2 separate regions of the Mus musculus genome follow, and region 1 is linked to region 2. The links are chromatin loops, found by intact Hi-C in ENCODE. Cell type or tissue: left cerebral cortex. All regions are shown on one strand. Each heading gives the region's core, and the rest is flanking DNA. Links, peaks and the distances in the headings are about the cores only. Region 1 overlaps Vav3 (vav 3 oncogene). Region 2 has its middle 300 kb from the start of Gm26076.

Region 1 (8,000 bases), core at 1-8,000, 1.3 Mb before region 2:
GCATTCCTTCCCTTTTCTACGTGCAGCCACCTCCCTGTTACACGGTGCCATCACCTGGGTCCTTGACAATCCCTGTAACCATATACACACACACACTCTTTATATAGTTATGCTTTAAATAGCAGTTTCCCAAGTCATCTTCTTTCCTAGACTTGCCAAGATTTTCCTGTTGTCTTCAGTGGTGATCCATTTAAAAGTCCTCAATGATCTGAACGTAACTGATTTTCAGAGCTCAGTGACTGACCACCCACATGTGCTACATCACTGGCATTATCCTACTTTTGCTCTCAGTCTCCAGAATTTTTTCTCGTGCTTCTACATTTGAAATTTGCCTACTTATGGCCCACAGTCTTTGTCTCCAGTGTGGTCTATCACATTCTTTCCAGGTCCAATCTAAAGAGAACCCCTTTCCCTAACCTCCTGTCATTCTTCCCTTTTTAGAATTCCACCATACATTTTCTATGGATGCATCTGCAGTGTAATAATATGAGTCACATTAAGTTGACCACCATAACACGTATGAATGCATATGACATTAAGCATATTTATAATCCTGTATACCCATTGCCTCCATACAACTCCCAAATTCTTCATCCCAAGAAAACGTGTTCACTGAGCACAGACCCCTCACTCTGTTCTCCCCACAGTCCCTGGCACCGTTCTTTCTGTGAATTCAGCCCGTTTGATGCCTCTGATTTACAGAACCACATGTTATAGGTGCCCTTCTGACTGGTCTATTTTATAAGCATTCATCCATGTTGCAGTGTGAGTTTTGTATACTTAAGGCTATGTGATGTACCACGCATTGTTTGTGCTACTCCACATCGTATCTTTTTATCCAGGGAACATTAGCTTGTTTCCCATTTCAAATATCATCCATGATGCTGCAGTGTGTGGGGCTGTGCCAATGTGTCTTTGAGTGCCCATTTTCATTTCTTTTGGTTGTATAGTAGGATTTCTGAACTGTGTGGCAATTCTGTGATTAAATTTTGAGTTATTTCCATTCCACTCCTGACAGCAGCTGCCCAGTTTGCATTCTTACTAGTGATATAAATGGATTCCAGTTTCTTCATGAGTTTGGCAAATGCCGATTTTCAGGTCTCTTTTTTAAAAATATTTTCTTTTGCAAAATATATATCCAAATGGGTGTGAGATGGTATCTGATTGTGGTTTTGATAAAATTCCCCTACTTGCTAATGGTGTTAAACTTTGTTTCATATGTTCACTGGACGTGTTTGGTTTGGAGAACTGTTCACTTGAATAACTTGGCTAATTTGAGTCCTGGTGTGTGTGTGTGTGTGTGTGTGTGTGTGTGTGTGTGTGTGTGTGTATGTGTGCACATGCACTCTCACATGTGTGGGTTTATAGGAGTTTATACATATATTCTCATCAGCCCATTATCAGGTATAATAGAGACTTTCTTCTGCAGACAGCGTTGGTGGCGCCATAAGTTCCAGGTTGCCCACCTTCAATTCCTTGCCTACACTTTTAATGTCACATCCAAGAACTCATTGTTAAATTTAATTCTATAAAAAGCTTTTTCTCTATTTTCTTCTAGAACCTTAATAGTGTCAGCTTTTATGTATAGATCTTTGCTCTACGTAGGTATTTTTAGATTCAGTATAAAGCTAAGGTCTAACTTTATTGTTCTTATTGTAGATATATAGTTTCCCTTGCACTCTTTGGATACTTTATTTCTCTGAATCGAATGTTCTTGGCACTTTTTGAAGACAGTTGTGGCTAATATATGAGCATGTTCCTAGAAATCACATTTGCCTCTTTTATTAGAATGAAATCCATAGGTATCATTGATAATCTTCCGTCAATTCTCTTTTCCTTAAAAAAATACTGTAAGTGTTCATTAATAGTTTAAACTATTTTGTGTTCCTGCCTTTGTGGAAATGTATCATTGAATTGTTACATCATAAAATTCCATCCTGGAACTCTTGGCTCAAGGAGGGAGCTTCAGGATCCCCTCTTCCTAGATTCTGCTTTTGGGACAATTATGTGTCTGCAGTTCCATGCTGCTGTGAACATTTGTGTCCTGTGTATGGTATGTTCTATGAACATAGAGGCTGCCTCACTCCACCTTGCATGCGTGACAAATATCACTTACTGTAATTTTCTTGTGATTAGTATCATTTCAGTGATTAGTATCATTTTTCCCCTTTAAATAATATTTTTATTTTTTTTGAGATTAAACTGTAATTGCATACATCATTTCTCCCTTTCCTTTATCCCTGTCAAACACTTCCCAGTAACCCATCCTGTTCTCTTTCAAATTCTTGACCTCCTTTTCTTCTTTAATTATTGTATGAATATATCTTGCTCAGTCTGTATAATGTTACTCTTATGTATATATTTTTAGGGCTGACTAGTAGTGAATAACCAATTTATGTGCTTTTAACCTAAAAAGGACTATTTCTCCTGGTCTCAGCATTTCTTAGTTGCCCGTAGTTGTGTTTTGTTTATTTGTTGTTGTTGTTTAGTCTTGGGACCTTGTGAGCGCTCCCCTTTCACATCAGCAGGTCTGTTTGTCTTGTTCAGCTCATGTTTAGGAAGACATGATGCTGAAACATCTCGGGTATAGCCTCTCTGATAATTTAGGAGACACAACCTCACAGCAAACCCACCATTCTTCTGATTTTTATAATCTTTCTGTCTCTTCTGCAATGGTTCCTTAGCCCAAGGCGCAGGAGTGTGTTGTAGTCAGATGAGTTGGGACTGTGCTCCACAGTTCTATGTTTTCACTGGCCGTGCCTCTCTGCAATGTCTCTGCTGCAAAGAGAACTTTTCCGGGTGAGGGATGAGGCGTACACTGATCTGTGAGTGTAAGGACATCTACCTAGAAGGCCGTAAGGGATTAAGCTGGTTTAGTACGGTAGTAGTTGCTAGTTCTCCTTCAACATCCATGGCTTTCCTACTCCGGGTACCTGGATCGATATCATTTTTATTTATTATAACACATTTACTCTCAACTGCACAGGACTTAGATACAAGGTAAGATTTAAAAATCAACCAGCCACTACTTCTACATAGAACCTTAAAAGGGAAGTGACCAGAGCTGGATCTGACCTGAAAGCCCCGCCCTCCTGAGGAACCAGGCATGATTTTTTTCTTGTTGAGCGGGCCTTAGGTCCTTTTAGAGAGCTCTTAGTTACTGACAAGCTATGTGAGCCAGTTCTTCCTGTATTCCTATGGCTATTGTGGCATGTTGGTTATTAACGTGGTTCATAGGCATCATTGTTGGCTAGACTATTGGTTGCTGCCTTCCTTTGGAGACTTGAACGATACCCTGTGGTACACAGAAGCTAGTCCTCAGGAGGGCGGGGCTTTCAGTTCAGATCCAGGTCTGCTCACTTCCTGTTTAAGGTTCTGTGTAGAAGTAGTGACTGGTTGATTTTCAAATCTTACCTTGTATCCAAGTCTTGTGCACTTAAGAGTGAATGTGTTAAAATAAATAAAAATGATATCAATTGCAACATGATAGGGCCATTGTCCTGGAGAATGTCTTTCCCGGTGTTTACTTCTGTTTTTATGTGATTGTGAAAGGGTTAGACACACACGTAAGATTTATTTAAAGGTGTATCTATGTTTTAGAACCAGCCAGTTTTGCTCTTTGGACGACCACAGGGAGACGGTGAAATCCGAATAACCACTCTGGACAAGCATACAAAACAAGAAAGGTGAGTGGCAGGTGCACTCTCACGGTGGTAGCTGCTGTCCCAGGAATGATGGCTTCAGTCAGGTATTCTAGGACAGGTGGCGGTGTGCAGGCCAGGGGGCCAGCCAGTCACCAGTCCCTTACCTTTTCTAACATATGTCCCATGTATTACTTCTCTTTCTAGCCTGCACTCTGTTGATTTGCCTAAGGTTTTAGGTGCTAAATGAAAATGTTCGAAAATAAGACGCATTTCAATCATGAAACGCCACCAGACGATTGCCGTAAAGCCACGATTGCCTGTTTTAAAAGACTCATTTGGAAATTAACTGAAAATAATAAAAATCATCCCAGGGAGGAATGCAGAATGGGAACTGTTTAGCAGTGTATTTTTATTTAGGGAGACCTCTAGGCAGAGTCCTTGAATATCCTTAGTACTCTTGGCCTTTTATTCTCTGTCATGACAGGCGATTGTTTCCCCGGACTCTTTGTAGAAGAAAACGTCTACCAGCAGGGGGCAGCATTGACCCTTGTTTCCACCTTGATACCCGGGTTCCTCAGCTAGTTCTCAGGAGCCACACATTTGACTTTGAAGATGAGGAAAGTGTTTGAACACTGGGAATGTGTCATTGTCACAATCATTGGTTAAGAATAAGTGTGTTAATCATTGAGAGTTTTAAAAAGCACACATTTATTGCAGTTGGATAAGGTTAGAAGATTCGTTTCCTTCCCCAATTAACATTGCTTTTAATAAGGAAAAAAAAAATTAACACAGAAAGTTAACCATCACTTTCCTGGCTTGCAGTTTCTCTTACACCCAAGCTACACTTAAGGTGACCCATTAAATTGTGACACCGAACACAAGGAGTGAAGGCACAGGTTCTAAAGTTAGCTTGGGTGCGATCTTACTCTGTATGGATCATCAGTGTAACTGCTGGCAATTTGCATACAAGCCCCCGCCCCTCCAGCGTGGGTTTGCACACCCAGGATGAGAGTAATTCCGACCCGGGTGGGGACCCAGGGGATTTATTTTATGTCTTGTTTGTGGAACGAACAGTTCTCAAGGCTTTTGATTGATTGCTATTACGGTTGTAGAAGATCTACTGTCCTGATTGTGAATATTTTTCTGAGATTTTAGCATTGAAATAAAAAGAGAGCAATTATTCATGAGCAGCTTTATGGCCTATCTTAGTGAGTATTTTCAATGACTCTAAAGTGTATGGATTGCTTTTCTAATGCTCCCTCCCTTCCTTTAAGTTCAAATGAGGGGAGCTGGGGTGGAATGGCAGCATCTCTCCTTGAGCCCCATGAAGGACAGTGATGATCCTGTGAGCCTGTATTCCTTACAGTTTCTACTGTGTGGCCCTGCCTGTGGCCCTTAATGCAGAAGAACGCTTGGCTGGTGCAGTCACATCTTGCCAGGAAAAAAAAAAATGCACTTGCAAACAGTTTGCTGTCAGTCACCCACACTCTCTCTTTTACAGGCATATCTTCTTATTCGACTTGGCAGTGATTGTCTGTAAAAGGAAAGGCGATAACTACGAGATGAAGGAAATAATAGATCTCCAGCAGTACAAGATAGCCAACAACCCTACCACTGACAAAGAGAATAAAAAGGTGACTACTGGGGAGGTGGCAATGGACAGTAATTTATGCAGAGCTTTGAATATTCAAATATAATCATCCCTTGGTATCTAGACTCCTCCCTCCACTGCAGACACCTGAATCTGCAGATACTTGGGGCCCTTATATAAAATGGTTTAGTGTTCACATATAACCTGTGCATGTCTTTCTACATAATTTAAAGCGACTCTCGGCTCTTTGTAATTCCTAAGACAATACTTGGGTTGCTGTAAGCAGCTGTTATACCGTATCATTTAGCAATAGTGACAAGGAAACAAGTCTGTACATGCTTGGTACAGATGCAATTCATATTGTTTTCATCTGCAGTTGTTGAATATTTGAGTACAGAACCTGCAAAATCTGGAGCCAGATGTACATACGTCCATTAGAGTGAGATGCTGCTGTCTGAATCAGGCATTGAATTTTCAGAGATTGATTTTGGTACAGGTTCCTGTGAGCTATGATTGGGTCCTGACAGACCCAATGATTGGTTGATCTGACCATTTCCAGTTCCTCTGATCAATATGGTAATAATGATTTTCTCATCAATATGAAGTTGGTAACTGATTTTCTTCTCAGTATGAGGTTTGTTACAGTCGTCAGTGTTAATGCTGTTAGCTATAAGGTTTTGTATGCATGGCTATGCCGGTGCTCCAGTGAATCTGAAAATATGTTTTTAACAAGTGATAATCATTAACTTGAAGAATATTCATTTTTCACAGTGGTCTTATGGCTTCTACCTCATCCATACCCAAGGACAAAATGGGTTAGAATTTTATTGCAAAACAAAAGATTTAAAGAAAAAATGGCTGGAACAGTTTGAAATGGCTCTGTGAGTATTTTTACTTTTAAAATTTATTTGTGTGTGTGGTGTGTACTTGCACAAACGTGTGTGTGTTGGATGTGTACCTGTGTGTGTGTGTGTGTGTGTGTTATGTGTAGGCCAAAGGTTTTATCTCCTTTAGTGTCTGCCCTTTATATTGAGCTAGGCTCTCAATTGGATCCAGAACTCACTGATTTAGCTAGACTACCTAGATACCTTACCTGTGGGATCCTCTCTGTGGGCCTCCCAAACTCTGCGATTGAAGGCTGGCTGCCACCCCTGCTCAGCTGTTCCTTGGGTGCTGAGGGTTCACACTTGGGTGGTTGTGCTTGGCCGGCAAGTGCTCGCCCCTCCTGAGCCATCTCCCCAGCCTACATTTAAGAGTCCATTGTGTCTACTATTTAAATCACTGGTAAGTCAGAGGAGCCGCTCTCTGCTAGAGGCTGCTGGACAAAGGCTCTGTTCAGGGATGCTAGGGCTGACTGTGAGCTGGTCATCTGGTCTCTGAGAAGAGTGCTGGTGAATTTCTTCAACAAGAAGAAAGAGGGAGCTCAAATCTTCCCTTTGACTTGCTTCGCCTAGAAATACTTTCAGTCTTTACCTTTTAGTGCCTCAAGAAATTTAATTATAAGGAGAAATTTTTCCTGTAATTACTAGTTTTAATATATATCCTTACATTAAATGTTTTTATTTATAAAATAAATAAATTATATTTTTTCTTTATAAAACACCCACAGATATGCACACGTGTGCACATCCTTTTCTTGTAAATATAAAAACTGATGTCTTCCTTTGATTTCAAACTCACATATTGTTTGAATCCTTGCTGAGTTTCAGGTATATGCAATGAATGCTTCAGGGCTGGATTTCTTTCAATGTTCTTTCCTTTTATTAAAGAGGAAGCTCAACAAAGAGGTGAAGATACCCAGACCTGATTCAAAAGAAGCAGCACATAGAGCTGGAATCATTGAGGACACATTGTTGGGTGTCTCTTTGTAGTTTTGATGTTTATAAATCAAGGAGGTGCATCATGACCCTTATTGTGGAGGCACATCGGTCACCCCGAAATGAAACTGTTCAAAGGGGCAGGATTAAAGAACTCGCCAGAGATTTGTCTCCTTGGGTCAAATCTTGCTTACCACTCCCTGACCAGTTCTGTCAATTTTATTGCTTGTTTTGATTTTAAGAAATGCTTGTGTTAATATAAAATTGAGATGGAATAAGGATGATTTTTGAAGTCTTTAGTGTGTGTGTGTGAGTGTGTATGTGTGTACATGCATGCATGCACACAGGCACGTGCATGTGCACACACACACACACACACACATGTGCAGCACAGCACAGCACCACACAGCACAGCACAGCACAGCACAGCATGTCTGTGGAGGTAAGGGAGCAACTCTTAGGAATAGATTTCTGCCCTTCTATCATGTGAGCTCTGGCGATGGAACTCAGTTCATCAACTTTGGTAGGAAAAACCTTTACCTGTCGAGCCCTCTTGCTGGCTCAAGACTCTTATATTTTGAAAGAGAGGATTGTGTAGATATTTTTAAAATAAGCATAAAATAAGTCTAGGTTCTGCTACAATCATAGCTGTAGTTGCCTCTGGTCTTAGCTTAGTCATTTTTTTTTCAGAAGCCTCAGTTCCTTCAACTGTAAATGGGGATAGTGAAGTTTAACCTGAATTGCAAATACTATCTCAGCAAAATGCCAGCCACATGCTGCAGTATGAGGCTTATAGTATTTATTGATCAAAGGGCAGTATCTATTGTTACTGCTGCTAGCAGTAATGTTTCATATTTAAGGTCCTAACATGCTTGTGAACACAAAGCTAACACTTTCTGATATAGTAGAATAGTCCTTATACTTGGCTATTGATTGTAATAGTTAAGT
Region 2 (12,041 bases), core at 1,919-9,918:
CTTGGCTGATATTTACGATTTTTTAGAGCCTACAGTTCATTTCTCCAGGCTCTTCTGGCTTTTAAAATCTTTATAGTGAATTCTGGTGTAATTATAGTAGCCCCCTGCACCCTTTTATGCCATGACATTTTTACCATGTATCTTTTAATAACCTTTCTTTGTTCTGTCTGTTTCATATTTTAACTATTATATGGCAAGAAATCTTTCTGGTCCAATATATTTAGTATTTTGTTTTCTTCTTGAATCTACTGGCATTGCCTTTTTTAGGTTAGAAATTTTTTCTGCTGTGATATTCAGTAGGAAGTTGAGAGAAGTCAGTTTAAATCAGTCAGTGTGGACTGGAGTTTGAGCCAGAAAAGGTGAGTTAAACCATCCAACAGCCTTTCTAGTTATTGACTGTTTCTGAAGATACAGAGAAAGCTAAGAAAAAGATGTTGGTAAGCACATACACATACATATACACTTACACGCCCACAGAGAGCCCATACTTGATAAAACAGCCAATATAAGGAGATGATAGAATTGGTTATCTATATTTGGTGAGTATATAGTTTAATTTTAAAAGTGTATTCTGTTGTATTAATTTGTATGTACAAGTGCTTCCTGGTTTGTTTCTGTGTTACTGTGTCTCCAGAGGTCAGATATAATATCAGAGTACCTGGATCTGATATTACAGAGGGTTTTCACCCAAATTGAGAATCTCTGAAAGAGCAGCAAGTGTCCATATTGCTTAGCCAACTGTCTAGTCCCAGCTACTTACCTGTTATTCATCTATTTATTTATTTATTTATTTTTTTAAACAAGATCAAGCCTTGGCAGTATTGGGACTCACTATGTAGACCAGGATGGCTTCATACTTACAGAAACACACATGCTTCCAATCCCAAGTGTATTAGTCAGGGTTCTCTAGAGTCACAGAACTTATGGATAGTCTCTAGATAGTAAAGGAATTTATTGATGACTTACAGTCGGCAGCCCAATTCCCAACAATTGTTCAGTCGCAGCTGTGAATGGAAATCCAAGGATCTAGCAGTTACTCAGTCTCACGCAGTAAGCAGGCGAAGGAGCAAGAGCTAGACTCCCTTCTTCCAATGTCCTTATATTGTCTCCAGCAGAAGGTATAGCCCAGATTAAAGGTATGTTCCACCACACCTTTAATCCCAGATGAAAGGTATGTTCCTTAAACTCGGAGATTGAATCTTCTGGAATCCATAGCCACTATGGCTCAAGATCTTCAAACCAAGATCCAGATAAGGATCTCCAAGCCTCAAGATAAGGGTCACTGGTGAGCCTTTAATTCCGGATTGTAGTTCATTCCAAATATTGTCAAGTTGACAACCAGGAATAGCCACTACACCAAGTATCATGATGCTGAGATTAAATTTGTGTGCCACCAAAATCAAAACAGTTCTTTTGAAAAATCGACTACATAGTCTGGAATCCTGGGGATATTTGATTTTATGATCATGTTGTTTTAATTGAGAGGAATACTTACTTACTTTTAGTTGTGCACTGTTATTTTCTTTTGAACTTTCTATATTTTCTCCAGTGTAACCTCGAACATGAATGGTCAGGTCAGGCATTCTCAGTTGTCTTCTCTTCCTAATTTTTTATTAAAAAATAATGTAGTGATTACCTTTTCTGTGCTAGGCTAGCCAAGCATAGTGCAGCTAGTCAAGCCAAGAGAACTGTAGTTTACTTTTTTGATGCATACTTAATTGATGATAATTATCTGTATCATATATTCATACTTACCATTATTTGGAGATGAACTTCAATATTCCGACTTCCTAAATGTACCAAATTTGCAGGAAAAAATTAATTATAAGAAGAAGAAATTCTGATTGCTGAAGGGAAAGACAAGTGTCTTCTAGTGTTTTTGTTTTGTTTTATTTTTATTTATTATTATTATTATTATTATATTTTTGTCTCTTCAGTGTCTCTCCTTCACAGGGCTTCCTCAGATTACTATAGTTGTAATAAAGAGTTCATTACCTCTGAGAGTTATGACTCCTCATGTGGTTCTTTCTTACTTGTTCTGTTGCTTGACTTATCTCTTTGCTATAGTCCATTTCTTCTTCTTCTTCTTTTTTTTTTTTTTTTTTTTTTTTTTTTGAGACAGGGTTTCTCTGTGTAGTCCTGGCTGTCCTGGAACTCACTCTGTAGACCAGGCTGGCCTCGAACTCAGAAATCAGCCTGCCTCTGCCTCCCGAGTGCTGGGATTAAAGGGGAATGACACCACTGCCTGGCTGACTATAGTTCACTTTTGTCATTACAATTATGTGGGTTTCATGTTTTTGGACATAGGAATAAGCTGTGATTCTGATCAGGAATAAAGGGTAGCCGGGTTATTGAATGAGCCAGCATAGTATGCATGCACCACTTCATTTCATTTCTTTTCATTTCACATATCTCCAGTAATCAAACTGCTTTTGCCTATCACTCTGTACAGTCAGGGAGAGTTGACAGAGGTGATTCTCTTACTCAACTTTTTCTAAGATGTGGGGTTTTCTTGGCATTTTTCTCCTATCATGTGTTTCATATTTCTATATGCCTTGCATTTTCACCCATAATCCCTTGCATGCACTTGGTGCGGTGACAAGTCCTCAGATAAGGGGGCTTGCACACTGTCCCACAGAAGCCGAAGATTTCTTTCCTCTCTCACTTTCTCTGGAGTAGCTAAGTCTCCTAGCAGATAATTTTTATTCTGATTACTTTTATCAAAACAATGGCCCATGGCTTGGGGAAAGCTGAAATTCTTTTTCCTTCCCTAATGTTAGATGGATATTGCTCTCTGTGGGACTAGTTGAGGTACAAGTATGATACTGCTGCTCTGCTTATAGTCTTCATCTGCTCCACCAGTAGAGAACACCAAGACAGAACTGACAGTTGGCTATAGACCCTCTGTTATCTAGGGCTTGCAAACTTTTAGAAGCAAGTATCAGTTCATAAGGTGCTAATATTCTAACTGCTGTGGCTTTTAGGAATTCTCTAACATTTCAGTTCTTTGTTCTAACCACTTTTATGACCACCCCTTTTAAAAGAGTACAAAAATCATATCTTCTGTCCCTATTCAGGTATATTTATTGCCTTTATAAAACACCTTCACATGTTACCTGATGATCTCAGAGCATTAGAAACTCAGAGTTAAGGTTTGTGTAGACTATCTGAGTCTTTAAATTAGGAACAATATTTACTTGTTATTTTTCACATATTAAGCCACTTATAGTTAGAAAAAACTTGGAATTATTGCAAAAATTTAACTGACTATAAAGAACAGTGAAGAATTTTCAAAGTGTAACTCAAGGATTAACTCTTTTGTAAAACTCAGCATAGTTATTAAACATTAATTGGATTTAACTCTAAAATAATATGAAAATTTTATGCTTAATAAACAATATTATTAAGATTGAGAAAGGTTTTTCTGACATTAAAAGTAAACTTTTTTCAAATTATAACAATTATTGATGATTTCATGACTAGAATAAATTCTGATGTATATAATTCCCTTTTTTGAATATTTACCTGAGCTTAAAATGAAGGTTTATGATGTGAAAGAATTCTTCTATAATAACTTCTGTTTTTCTTAGTAAGACATTGTTATTTGTGATGCTTATATAATTATATGCCAGTGTAACTGAAGGATGTAATGACATTTCGCTTTGAAAGCATTTAAATAACTCAGGAAATTGCTTTACTATTCTGTTTCCTGACTTAAACCCTCTTTTGCCATGTTCATTTTATTACACAATCTGTCTCAACTCATCCAGGCAAAATATATTCCACGATGTATAATGTGCACTGTGTGTTTTATGAGTTGATAGCCATATAATTGAATCCACTCTTTCATTTACATTTACATAGACATTTAGCATATTATACATAAACAGTTTTTTTGATAACGTGCATGCTAATAATGTCTGAATATGATTTTATGTTCATTTTCCCTCCTTTCAGTTATTTTGGTTGACTTTGAAATCTGTTATTTCAAGAATTACTACTTAATTTACAGAGTATAACATATTCATGGATTGAGGAAGAATAGAAAATAATCACTTGATCAAGTAATGATGTATAATTACTTTAATTAGGAAATAAGATAAAAAGGTACAAATCAGATATTTGCCTCCATAAATTTAAAGTTTATGATTACTCCAAAGCATAGGGGTGTTCCAAACCAAGTTATTGTTATATCCCAGAAAAAAATACTGGTGCTGTGGGATGAAGAAACTTTTTTCACTCAAGAGATAAAGTACCACAGAAATTATTCTCTATCCTTAAATAGTCGTTTTCTACTGAGCTTAATATTGTTCATGAGCAGAGACTTGGGTACCAATAACCAGAGCTTTATCATCATTTTTATTATTAAATCATTTTAAGTACTATTTCTTATTCTTTCAGAAAACTGATTATAAATACCACAGTCTTTTTTTCACTTGCTTTCCTTTTCTATGTGTCTGAGAAAGACTCAGAAGGACCCTTGGACGAATGTGGACACATACTCACTACACAGTAGAAGTGCTGAACCAGGGGTGCATTTAAAGCACCAGGCCCACGTGACAAATGGAAACATTGCTAGAAATAGATGCTTTTCAACTTCTTCTTTAGAAAATAACTTTTGGCATCTATTCCAAGAATACTAAATTCTCTCCCTAACAATATCTTTATTAGGCTATTCTGTAAATTAAGTTTCATTTTGGACGAGTAGTGATTCTTTTTATTATACCCTTATATCTTTACTGAAAAAAAATAAATGAAAGCAAAATAAGATTATTTTGTTTACTTGATGTACTTTGCCAAATAGGCAGTTAAAGTTTCTTAACTGGGGAAATTATTTTTCTGTTATTTTTTGTCTTTCTGTTCTTATTTGTAACATACTGGCCTCATGACCAAGTGATGGCTGCTAGAGAATATTTGTGAGCACACACCTTGCCTTCTCCTTTGCATTCTGCTCCTGATTTAGTCAGTAGCATTTTCTGTGAGTTCAAAGTGATGACATTGACCTCAGCGGAGGCACATGTGACTTAGATACTGTCTGATCTCTCTTGGTGTTATTTTTTTACACTTCTCCTCTAATGATTGAGCTGGCTACGAAAATAGTTTCACCTGGAACTTAGGTAGTAGGTATTAGTATGATTCTAGATGGAAGTACTTCCTTAAAGATCAATGTCTATTCATATCCACTTCTTTATATAGTGTCCATGGAGACTTCTAAAGAGGGGACTTGAATTGTGGGCATTCATGCCTTTTTCATGAACTCAGGACTAAGAGTCATAATAAAGGTCTCTGGAGTACCCCAAAGAGAATGTCCTTGTGGGTGCAAAACAGCAAAACTCAGTAAGTAATGTCTTCAACCGAAGAATGAATTACTGGAGCTCTCCCCCTTGTGGTTAGCTAAGAACCCACTGAAACCTGTTCTCATGAGTTTCAGAGACTGGCAGCATATACTTTGGAATTATTAAAGTTACCTCATTAACACTTGTAAGCTAAAGGACATTCCAGTTACATTTAACTTTATGTATAACACCTCCACTGTATCTTCTCAAGACAGACTCTTCTTATGTTGTGCATTTTTATTGTTTTGAAATAGTAAATTCTTGTACTACTTTATTAAGGACGAGACTTTTTAAATCCCCAACTTACATTCAACTAAGAATTGGTAGTACAATAGAAAAATTCTAGTGAACTTGTTCAAGTTTCTTTAGCTTAATATACAGGGTAGAATCCAGGGATATTAACATAGAAGGTGAAAAGTGGGTAGGATTACTTGTGCAGATTTATTATATATAAGCAAATCTCTGCAAATTTTCAATAAGGAAAAGGCTGATTATGAAAATTCAAATAAAGAAGAACTGAATTAATGTAATTCATATTTGAACAAAAGAAAAAGGAAGTTAACATTTTATTATGCTTCTCTAAGTATATGATTAAGTTAAGGGTGAGTGAGTTACAGTTAGAACAATCCTGTTAACTTTAGACACCAGATTGAGGCTATGATATCAGAGTGATATTCAAATAGCTCCTAACTTCAGGTAAAGAACTTGGTATATTGTGAGAATTCTGCTTAAGTTAAGTCAGCTCTGTGGACATATAGACACTAAGAAGTTAGAAGACACTCTGCAAAGAGGCCCATTTACTCTAGGTGATGACTGCTAAGTTTGAGGACCCAAATTTTATTACCGAAGCCATGTTGTAGAAGGAGAGACGTGATTTGCACAAGTTCTTCTGTAGCCTTTATACATACCTCCTGACATATATGTGCAAGCAAACATACAAACTTTCTAACAAACAACCAAATAAATATAATAAAAATAATTTAAAAGGAAAAGAAAGTAGTTATTTACTTGCCAATGCCCTTCACAACATGAGAAAAGGAACAAGAGAGGGGGCAGTCGTTTCTTAGAATGTGTGTGTGTGTGTGTGTGTGTGTGTGTGTGTGTGTGTAAACCCAGATATTCAGAACTGGAGGGAGGATATATACTATATAAAGTATTTAAGAAAGTGAGTGGTTCTCATATCATGTCAAGTCTGAGAGGGCAAATATGGAGCAAAGACCTTTAAGAGTATGGAAGAACGTAAGTTAATGGGTACCTTTTCTTCTAGAAGTACAAAACTTTCTTGGCAATAGCACAGTATGGGTCCAGTGACTGTTGCTATAATATAATGAGGCATGACTTTCCTCTCTCTTGTACTAACCCTATTCTATTATTTATGAAGTATTTGTTCTTCATGTTCTAATTTTTTACTCTTTCTCTAATGTGCAGGAAAGCCCAGAAAACTGGACTATAGAGCTTTTGAATCAATTCTATTTTTTTTCCTTATTTTTCTTCCTTTTCCTCCTTATTCTCCTCTTTTCCCCCCTCCACCGCGTTCTTTCCCTTCTCTCCCTGATCCTTCTCTTTTTCCTGTGTGATAAAGGAGAACGTGGCTACATATACATCACATTTCTTTTCTTTTTTTTGGCCTTAAATATTATGTTCATTTAATTCCATTAGAAACAACCAAGAAATCTTATTATTATGTTAATGTAGTTCATTCTTACAACCTCTGTTTGTTTTACCTTTACTATTATACTTTCAGAGACCTACGAATATTGGTTTATTTAACCAATATTAAAGGTATTTCTGTAGTATTTCACTTACGTGCTTATATATTAATGTGTAGTTATTGAAGAAATAATAATATATATCATCTTTAAATGTTTGAGAATTAAACTATTAGTTTCTTTGTTATTTCAAAGAATAAAACAGAAACCCCATCTTCAGAAAAAAATCATTTCTTAAAATAGTGTTTTAAAAAAATCTAGTAAGGGCTGGAGAGATGGCTTATAGCTTAAGAGCATTGGCTTTTCTTCCACATGTCCTGAGTTCAATTCCCAGCTCATAACCATCTATAATGATATCTGGTTCCCTCTTCTATCCTAAAGGTATCCATGCAGCCAGAATGTTGTATACATAATAAATAAATAGATAGATAGATAGATAGATAGATAGATAGATATTTTTTAAAAATCTAATAAAAAATATGGATTTTAAACCCTGGTGGATACATAACAATGATGTCAAACACTGAGGCCAAAGAAACATGGTGCTTTGAGTTATACATGTGACTATATCACAGAGCATAAAAATGTCATTAGTCTATGAGCATCCTATATGAATCTTAAGCTACATGGGCAAGTCATAGAGAAATGTAAACCATATAGAGACAGTTAAGAAGAAGATAAAAGACAGTGAAAACAGAGATGTAATTTACTTAGTTTTGAAAATGCCATAGAAATACATAATAAGAGCTCTAAATAATGTCATTGAGGTGATAAATGTTGGTACTGAAGTTCAATAAATGCCATCAGTTTATTCAGATAGAATGGTTAACTTCCCACTCGCAAAAATAGAGTGTTCTTGGCTGCAAAATGGAGATAAATGTACATACCCCACTGAACACTTGTGAAGATTTAAAAAATAATTAGAATATAATGTGATAAACAGCAATGACACATGTAACTTTATTTCATTGCCATTAATAGTAACAATAAATGCAATTATTACATGGGCCCACATTATTATAGTAAGAAAATTTAAAAGTACTATTTTAGCTATTATACCAGTTCTTCAAAGATGACTAATTTTAAAATATATATATGTATATATATACATATACATTCTGAAAATAAATGAAGTTAGTAAATTAATTTATTAAAAAATCACTAACCAGAACAACTACAATTTGCCAATGATGTAGCCATTATAATAGAAACAACATGTTCTTGTTTGAATGAAGTAAATAAATGATGAAATAAAAAAGAAAGGATAGATAGATAACTGTTCAGGTTTTAAGATGGATACATGGCATGCAACATATTGTTTATTTGTGTATATTAGAAACTTAAGCTAAATCTTAATTTAAAATTCTAACAATTATGTTAGAAACAATGTATGATCATATATGAGCAGTGATCATAGGAGTTTTATTGATTAAGAAATCATGTACTTCATCTAAAAAAAATCAACTAACCTGTAGTTTTGAAAATAACTAAATGAAAACAAGTTTCCCATATCTTTAATATATTAATTTACTATTATTAAAGCATAGCTGTCTCTTGTGAGACTATGCCCCGGCCTAGCAAACACAGAAGTGGATTCTCACATTCAGCTCTTGGATGCATCACAGGGCCCCCAATGGAGGAGCTAGCGAAAGTACCCAAGGAGCTGAAGGGGTCTGCAATCCTATAGGTGGAACAACAATATGAACTAACTAGTACCCCCTGGAGCTCGTGTCTCTAGCTGCATATGTATCAGAAGATGGCCTAGTAGGCCGTCAGTGAAAAGAGAGGCCCATTAGTCATGCAAACTTTATATGCCTCAGTACAGGGGAATGCCAGGTCCAAGAAGTGGGAGTGGGTGGGTAGGGGAGTGGGGGGAAGGGTATGGGGTACTTTTGGGATAGCACTGGAAATGTAAATGAAGAAAATACCTAATTAAAAAAAAGAAAATAGTCAATAAAAAATGAAAAAAATAAACCACACACACATAAAAACATGTGAGCTAGGTTAAACAAATAGAATATTAAAAAAATAAAAATTAGAAGTAATGTAAGTGAAGAATAGCTTAGAAAATATCAGGGAAGAAGCTAATTGTTGCAATATTCTATGCAGTTGTTATACAAAACACACAAGCTTAGATAGAGAAGGAAGATGATAATGTTTAAACTGTGACAGAATGCAGTGATTTTCATATATAATTATATAATTAATATCCCAGCATTGTTAAGAATGAAAATCTCATGTATGAAAAAGTATGAGAATTGAAAGCAGTTTTGCGGAAATAAAAATGAAGGGATAGATAATTGTTCAGGTTTTAAGATGTATATGTAGCATGAAACATAGTATTTATTTTGTGTATATTAAAAACTAAAGCCAAATTTTAATTTCAAATTTTCTATTAGGTCAAAGTATAGTAGATATGATTGTTTATAACCTTATTAGAATTCAGCAGAAAGCCTGCAACCTATTTTCTTGATATTATTTCATTAAAGAAATTTTTCCCTTGAGCTCTCACAGAGAGGACATGAAATGATGAATTTGACACTTTCAGTAAATGCAATAGCGCACCTTTAATGGATGATTCTTCTTTCTCATAGTAAAACTGATCATGGAAAAGCAATTGAGCAAGAACAATTATAAAGGCAACAAAATGCAATGATATTTCCCCAAATGACCAATCTACAATATTTAGAAGAATATTTGCAAGTTTCAGTACACTAATAAATTATACAAAATAATTTTCATTTGGATATATGCTCAAGAGTTCTGTAGCGGAATCTTATAGTAGATTTATTTATAGCTTTGTATTGTATGTCCTCATTGATTTCCGTGGTAGCTCCAACAGCATGCAATCCCAACAGCAGTAAAAAAGTACTTCCCTTTCACCACATCCATACAAGCAGTTGTTAAAATTTTAGTTATTATCTCAGCTTGTGAACATGGAAAAGAGGTGACAGGAAGAATATAAGAGATAGAGGGAAGACAACAAAGAAAGCATTTTTTTTAGGCACATCATTGTCTCTGTAGATATGTACTCTCAGCACTTGTGGCAGTATGCAGAAACCTTATGCAAGCTGAAGACAGGCCAAATCCCAGAATGGATAAGGGAATAGACAAGGAACCCTACTACTGGCCAAGAAACTATTAGCAATTGAGAGCTGCTGAAAGAGGAAGAGTAATTTTCTCTAAGAAAGTAGATCCTGGTAAGCCTACCACAGTCTAGTGGAAGATCACACACCTAAGCATAGTAAGGCAACACAATTTGGCTTTGATGGTTTTAAATAAAAACAAATGTTTACAAGTTGTGTAAGTGGGTGGTGGATATGAGAATATGAGGAAAAGTGAATACAAGGAAAACACATTGGACAACATTCCCACCTAGTAAACTCTTTAAAAATATTTTCAGTAGCCATCTATTTTGTCTATTTTATAGCAATAACTGGGGGATCTGGATGAGAGATTCAATTTTGTTCCAAATTATTCTTGAAGTCATTGAGTTGTCCTTTAAAACTTGAGACAAATAATGTACACTTTAATTTTCTAATAGGAACTAACGGCTTCACAGTATGAGAAGGTGGCTTTCAGTTTCTATGCAAGTGCATACACACACATGCACACACACACACACACACACATAAATAAAATGACACGAAAATAAGATAAATTATAAAAGTAAAGTAATCTACTTAATGGACACCAGGCTACAAATGGTGGCTAAAACACACAACAGAGTCTGTTGCTCACAGGAAAGCTTTATTCTGTTTCACTTAAAATCTTTTAACACTTAAATAAGCAGAATTCATCCGTGCTTTATTTTCACAATCCCCTAAACATTTTAATTTTATCTAGTTTCAGAGAAATGTAGTTATGAGTGTGTAGTGTGGCACTGTGTACTTCAAGCTGTGATGCCTGAAGTTGCTCTACGCAGAGTTAGACTTATGTTAACTATTCCAACTTGCTGTCAAACTACCCAGCTGTGAAGAAATTATAATTACCTATTACAATGACTTAAATCTAAATGTATTTGATAAAATTCAGAGAAAGACCCTCTTCGTTCCACACTTGAATTGCTTTATTTTTTTTCTCATCAGTTTGCTAAATCTATGCTCTGTCATAAACACCATTGTATTATATTAATTTTCTATTTCTTCTATATTTAGAAACTGAAGAGGTTGATATGCATTTTATGATCTCTTGAAAAGGAAGAATATTTTATTAAAAGTTCTGTGCTTTTTCATAGGACCAATGTGCCAAAGTTCATTCTCTAAAACATAACCTTTTGTTCTATTGTGAAGAACAATATTTGTTCTATTCATTAGTGAAACTTTCCTCTTCAGTGTTCTGGGGTGAAATTACATTTTAAAATAATTTTAGGTAATTTGTTGTACATTACTACTTTGTTACTTCTGTGTTAAAGCGCTGTATAATTAGCTTTAAGAAAGACCTTTATAACATTAACAGAAAGAGATTTTTTTCTTGAAAATTAGCCTTATATCAAAATAGATTAAGTGAGAAAATGGTGGAAGATTATGCGTAACAGATGTATCATTTTGTGACCCTCACAATATATTTAACATAACCATATGTTACCTGTACCAAAATATCCCTTTGTCAGTTTTCAGAGAATGATTCCCTGGGAGCCCACACTTGACATAATCACAGTTGTGAACTTTTTATTTCTCCAAACTTGTGTGTTGGGGATCACTGCATTTTCCAAAGTTTCCATCCATTCGAAAATCTGTCATACTAATGAGGATTCAAACTCAATCTGTGCATTATTCAGGTATCATATTCTTTCTATCTATCTATCTATCTATCTATCTATCTATCTATCTATCTATCTATCTATCTATCTATCTATCATCATCTGTCTATCTATCATCTATCTTTCTATTGATCTATCTATCTATCTATTGATCTATCTATCTATCTATCTATCTATCTATCTATCTATCTATTACACTCTCTAACTGTAGTCCAAAAATCCAGTTGTTGTTCA

The links. Peaks named below come from ENCODE experiments on the same cell type or tissue, not always from the same donor. Only the 100,000 strongest peaks of a DNase experiment are listed, where the experiment ranks them.
Region 1: it touches region 2 in a loop (7-fold over the local background); 2 of 42 quality-filtered maps call a loop at or near these places.

What each region holds. Positions count from the first base shown.
Region 1 is chr3:109,522,269-109,530,268 of GRCm38, forward strand. Vav3 (vav 3 oncogene) reads left to right here. Exons shown (of 27, transcript NM_020505.2): 13 at 3,601-3,686; 14 at 5,146-5,278; 15 at 6,007-6,116. Among named protein-coding and RNA genes, the nearest start is that of Vav3, 190 kb to the left of the region's middle. In left cerebral cortex, for the core only: CTCF peaks have their summits at 4,164 (motif pointing right) and 6,653; DNase peaks (open chromatin) are centred at 4,183, 4,550, 5,102 and 6,578.
Region 2 is chr3:110,860,808-110,872,848 of GRCm38, forward strand. No RefSeq gene overlaps it. Among named protein-coding and RNA genes, the nearest start is that of Gm26076, 300 kb to the left of the region's middle. In left cerebral cortex, for the core only: a CTCF peak has its summit at 5,400 (motif pointing left); a DNase peak (open chromatin) is centred at 5,322.